Regions from separate parts of the Homo sapiens genome. Here region 1 is linked to region 2. The links are chromatin loops, found by intact Hi-C in ENCODE. Cell type or tissue: chondrocyte. All regions are shown on one strand. Links, peaks and the distances in the headings refer to the core of each region. The heading gives the core; the rest is flanking DNA. Region 1 has its middle 12 kb from the start of KRT77. Region 2 overlaps KRT2 (keratin 2).

Region 1 (2,905 bases), core at 302-2,801, 68 kb after region 2:
GGTGGATGTTTTTTCAGATTCTGTTTGTTTGTTTAGAGATAGGGTCTCGCTCACTTGCCCAGGCTGGAGTGCAGTGGTGCCATGCTAGCTCAATGCAGCCTCGAACTCCTGGGCTCAAGTGACCCTCCCGCCTCCGCCTCCCAAAGTGCCGGGATTACAGGCATGAGCCGCCGAGTCCGCCGTTGAGGGTTTACCGCCTACTCATCCTTCGCGGCAACTTTCGGGCTGCTGCGATGCCAGCAGTCTGGGAAGGTGGGGCTCCGGGGCACAGGTCAGAAGCAGCGGAGGGAAGGGGCCCCGCGGGGGTGCGGGGGAGCTCAGAGCGGGGCGTGCCGGAGGGCGAAGGGGACTGGGGTCCGAGGACGCCCCTGGCGCGGGGTTCAGAATTTGTGGCGGGACCGCCAGCTCTAGGAGGAGCTTTGTTCTCTCTGGCGGCGCTGCTGCCGCCGCCGCCGCCACCCCGGCTGACGGCGCAGGAGTCCCGGAGCCAGAGAAGCCCCCCGAGCACCGCGGAGCTCCCGCCCAAGCCCCAGCCGCTGCGGCCCCGGCTACCGCCGCGGGCCCGGGCTCCGACTCCTCCTCCCAGGGCGCAGCCGCCGCCAGTGCTGCTGTGGCCAGTCTCTGCAAAGACGGTCGGGGTCAGGGAGCCTGGCAGTGTCCGCCCGGCACGCCAGCCCCTCCCACAGTCCCGAGCCGCAGGTCTTCCCGGGGTGACGCCCCGCCGAGATCCGGCAAGGCGTGGGGAGGACAGGCTTCAAGGAGGGGAGGGGAGGTTGGTTCCTCCAAAACAGCCACCAACAGCTCTTCCAGCCTGCAGGCCTGATGGCCTCGCACCAGCGCTGGCACATGGCTTGAGAAACTGCATTCCGAGGCCTCCAGCCCCTTCCCGGAGAAAGAACCCAATACTCACCTAGGATCACGGAACTCTGGCACCTCCCAGACACCCTGTGAGGAAAACCAGAGAGTTCGCTCAGTTCCTCCCTCTCCTTAAACGGCCTTCCTTAGGTCAACAGCAAGGAGAGCCTTGGTCACCCCACCCCCATTCCCTCCTGATTGATGTAGAGAGTGAGAAATAAGCTGGACGGGTGCTCAGAAAATCATAAAACACATTCTTCTTTCTATTGGGTAAGGTTAAAGTGTTACTCTTTCCACTGACATCTCCCAAAGGGATACAGACCAGAGGATACAGAACATTTCTGGACCCACCCATCCTCTCCACCTCCTCAGGATACTCTTCATTTAGCAAATGCTGTTTGAACCCACATGGGACAGAGCCCTATACCCATGTGCCAGTGTACGGGAACACACTCTTCAAAAACTTGCAGTTAAGGCATTAATAAAGAAATGGTCTAGAAATAACATTTATGTCTATGACCCTTCATCTTCGCAGACATACACTGTATAGCTAAAACATAGGACGTTATTCCAGGTAAGGCGCTAACGTGTTCATATGGCATAGGAAGCACAGCTTTCTTGGTGTGACAGCATCTCCCAGCCCTGAACAAGAGGCTGTGCCTGCCAATGGCCACCGCCACCTCCCACAGAACGCACAGCTCCCACACCTGGCAGCACGCTCAGGCAGGAAAGCCCCAGGCCTCTGGCCTCCTGGGAACCAGACGGACTCTCACCTGCATTCCTCGCCCTCCAGGAGGGTCCGGTAGGTGGCGATCTCCACGTCCAGGGCCAGCTTGGCATTCATCAGCGCCTGGTACGCACAAAGCAGCAGGGCCAGGTCCTCTTTGGCCTGCCGCAGTCCAGACTTGATGTCCTGAAGCTTGGCATTGGTGTCCTTGAGGGCCACCTCCTAGCGCTGCTCTGCATCAGCGATGGTCATCTGCAGCTTGGCGTTCTTAGTGTGGGGAGCCAGGAGTCCAATTTAGATTCGAATGTCATTCACTGACGGCCCGTCCTGTGTGCTTGGTGCTTGCACGTGTGTTACCTGATGTTGGGCAAGTGAGGAAACCCCAGGCACAGGGGTTAAAGGCTATGCAGCTGGTCAGCAGAGAAGCCTGGGCTGGGATCTAGGTCCTAGCACACCAGGGAGTGGGATTAGAAACACCTGGCTTTAAGGGGCTATACCAACTCAGGAGGAGCCAGACCCTTCCTGTGCCTCTCTCCTTTTTTATGGGAAATAACTGAGCATCTTCTGAAAACTTCCCTCCTCCAGGAAGTCTTCATGAATTATCAGAGAAACCTTCTCTCTGCCTTAGCCCATCTAGATGTGGGCTTCCTTGGCTACTCCCCGAATTCAGTCTTCAACAGTCAACTTCTTTCTCCAACCACCTAATCATGTCTTTACTCAGTTTCTATCCCATATCAACCTTCAAGCTCCAGGGAAGCAGAAACTAAATCCACGTAACAATCTTAGTTCAGCGCTAGCCCAGCACATCACCCAGGAAATCTTAGTGTACGTGAGTGGGGGCATGATTTTGCTTTGCGTAGGTGCTAGGCCTGAGTGTCATGATGGAAGCATAAGCCCACAGCCCTGGTCATGTTCTTTTCCTCCTCATCCCCACCTGCTTCTTGATGCTCTCGATCTCCACCCACAGCCTCTGGGTCATCCTGTTGAGCTCCATGATCTCATTCTTGGTGTTCCTCAGGTCATCCCCATGCCTGCTGGCCGTGGTCTGCTGCTCCCCCAACTGTGTCCAGAAAAGTCACATTTTCAGAAAAGGGGTCTTATGGCTCACCTGCTTCAACACCTTCATACCACAAATGGAAAAACCAGAGCACAGTCGTATACAGACCCAGTGCTCTCTCCCCACACCAGAAGCCCTGTCTTCCAGAACAGTAGCTACTGTCTGTTGAGCTGTCGCTGTGCACCAGACCCTCTGTTTTATCTCATTCATCCTCACAACAACTTGATGAGAAAGGCATTATTATCCCCACCTTATACAAAAGGAAA
Region 2 (2,905 bases), core at 280-2,779:
AAGAACTGTGACTCTGTAGAGCCTCCCCATTCCTCTCTTCTTCCCACCCTCTTCAGCTTCAACTGAAAACTTTCCCACTTCCTCTTACAAGCTGGGCATAGGAGGCATTGCCTCTAGACAGGGACAGAGCAACCTCCTGAAGAAAGCCACTCCCTGTTTGTCATGCTGGCTTGCTGATGGCCTGGGGTAGCTTTTCCCCTTCCAATTGCTTCAGCCAGATTAAGTCACCCAAGATGCTGATAATACGGACAAAGGTCTCAGACTACAGAGGAAGCAAAGGGTGCCTCTTTGAAAGTTAGCAAATGGTTCCATTTGTCACTCCAGAAACCTGCAAAGAACTGGGGCTGGCACCTGCTCCGGTCAGCACGTCCCCACCAGTCAGCACATTCCGAGACATCATCTCCCCCATTCTGGGTCACCCGGTGGAGGGCACAGAAGCCACTCACCCTATGGACCTAGAGACCAAAGTTTCAGACTGTCTAGGACTAACCTGTTTTCCCATGATTTTGTTTTCTCTTTCAGAAAAGACCAGGATGTTTAACTTACTGCTTAGTTTAATTTAATGTGCCTTATGCATCATTTCATGTTGATAAATGTGTAACTCTCCAATCATGCTTTATGTCCTGAGTTTCTGCTTGGGGAACACAGAGAATGTCAGTTCTCAGTTGTCAGGAGGGCCTGCCCCATTCTCTGCTTTCCCTGTCTTTGCCTCCAGCCCTGGCTCTGGGAGAGATGAGAGGAAGGGCCAGGGTCCCCTTCTCCCTTCCCAGTGCCCTCACCTGCACTCCTCGCCCTCCAGCAGTTTGCGGTAGGTGGCGATCTCCACATCTAGGGCCAGCTTCACGTTCATCAGCTCCTGGTAGTCACGCAGCAGCCGCGCCAAGTCCTCCTTGGCCTGCTGCAGGGCCTCCTCCAGGTCATTCAACTTGTTCCTGGCATCCTTGAGGGCATGCTCCCCACGCTGCTCGGCATCTGCGATGGCATCTTGCACATTCTTACACTATGACAGAAGGACAGAGAATGGATTCTGCCTGACGGAGGCGGACAGAGAGCAGAGGTGTTCGAAGTGCAGGAAGCCAGAACCACTGGCCCTGGGAGTGTTAGGTCCCCTCTGGAGTTTAGTCGCAAACAACTGTGCTAAGACTTGCCGCTGTCTCTGGCACATCTTCTTCCCATGTCACCGTTGATGACACCCTTTGGCTTTCCCCATAGTGCCCTTTGATCCTCACATCACAGGGCCTGAATCATGATCCCATTTTACAGATGGAAATGAAAACATTTGAAATGGTCTGCTTGGCAAAGCTTCTGCTGCTGATGGAATCCACTCTCTGCCTCTACCTTTTCTATTCCAAAGCTAACGTCCAGCCCCAGGCCAGCTGCCCTCAATACTCACTGCCCCTCTATGAAACCAGTCGGCTGGTGCTCAGGGCCTGTGCTGAGCACAAACGGGAAGCTCCATCGGCAATCTGCAGCAAATCAATCAAACTAACGTTTGCTCTATTTGTTATGACTCCCTTTTCCTCATATAAACAAGTGAGCACAATTCTTTCCCTTCGATAATCCTTACTTTGGAATGTCTATTAGAGCACTCTAAGAATTGTTATAATAAGCCATAAATTATGTTAAGCTGGGGAATTTGGGATCGATACATGCTAGAGTGCAATATCTCAGTGTCTCTCATCTCTCACATGCACACTCACACACAACCACACTCTCACGCACACCCAGAGACAACCTCCCGCCCCTCGCTGGACAGGGCTGGGCCTCACCTGCTTCTTCACATGTGCGATCTCCCCCTGCAGCCTCTGGATCACGCGGTTCAGCTCGCTGATCTCTATCTTGATCTCTTTCAGGCTGTCTCCATGTCTCCCGACAGTCACCTGGAGCTCCTCATACTGATATGGGGAGAAGAGGACAGTTTGCAAGGAAGTTCCAGCCTGGCTCACATTCCAGACTGACTGGAGTGAAGGAGAGCTGGTTACTGGTCCAGGGAGGGTCAACCCAGCTAAATGTCATGGCTGCATTCATGAGAGGTAGGGACTGTCTCACATGCCCAAAAGGACTTGGTGCCATTCTCAACATCCTTTCTTGGGAATGGTGCCCAACTACCATTAAACAAAAAACCAATAACCTTACTGTACACTTTCCAGCTGGGGGTGCAACCCAGCTCATGGCAGGGAGCTGTGGCTCTTCCTACATTCCCTCTACTTGCCTTGCTGTGGTACAGGGCCTCCGCTTCTTCCTTGCTCCTCTGGGCGATCTCCTCATACTGGGCCTTGACCTCGGCGATGATGCTATCCAAGTCCAGGTTGCGGCTGTTGTCCATGGAGAGGATGACGTTGGTGTCAGTGACACTCTGATGTATCTGGGATATCTCCTACAACACACAGGAAGGTCTGGTCATGACATCCTGCCATAGCTACAGGCAGACAGGAGGCCTCTGTCTCCCAGCATAAGGGAAACGCAGACCCTCAGACTAAGCATACACTAGGTGGGATGAAAATCATGTAACCGTCTACTCCTGGGCCTCTCCCAAGGTTGTCCTGAGAATTGTAGTGAGAGGCACCTGTATTTCTGAGCCTCCTAGTTAACATTCAGCACTTAAGCCAGTTATGGTAAGTGCCCCCAGACAGAAGCTTGTCCATGGCAAATACCTTAAATGGACTTCCTGTTTCAGAAATCATCTGTGCACCCTTGGGTTGGGGAGGGGGATAGGAGACAAATGCATTTTGACCTCTGAAGTACAGTAGGCACAGGAATGGGCACAGGGCTTGTCTCTTCCCCAGGGGAAATGGACATCTGGGGAATGGAGGGAGGGGAAGCTGTCCTGGTGTTTCCTGAACCTTATTCCCATAACATCGGAGGAGAAAATTCCTCACCCACAAGACCTATGCTATGAAAGCCC

Evidence for each region. Peaks named below come from ENCODE experiments on the same cell type or tissue, not always from the same donor. Only the 100,000 strongest peaks of a DNase experiment are listed, where the experiment ranks them.
Region 1: a loop joins it to region 2, with 2.1 times the contacts of the local background. A loop is called at or near these places in 3 of 110 quality-filtered maps.

What each region holds. Positions count from the first base shown.
Region 1 is chr12:52,713,949-52,716,853 of GRCh38, forward strand. It overlaps the pseudogene KRT126P. Among named protein-coding and RNA genes, the nearest start is that of KRT77, 12 kb to the left of the region's middle. In chondrocyte, for the core only: no CTCF peak of the experiment used is centred there; a DNase peak (open chromatin) is centred at 1,665.
Region 2 is chr12:52,645,961-52,648,865 of GRCh38, forward strand. It overlaps KRT2 (keratin 2), which reads right to left. Exons shown (of 9, transcript NM_000423.3): 5 at 2,213-2,377; 6 at 1,770-1,895; 7 at 780-1,000. Among named protein-coding and RNA genes, the nearest start is that of KRT2, 4.8 kb to the right of the region's middle. In chondrocyte, for the core only: no CTCF peak of the experiment used is centred there; no DNase peak of the experiment used is centred there.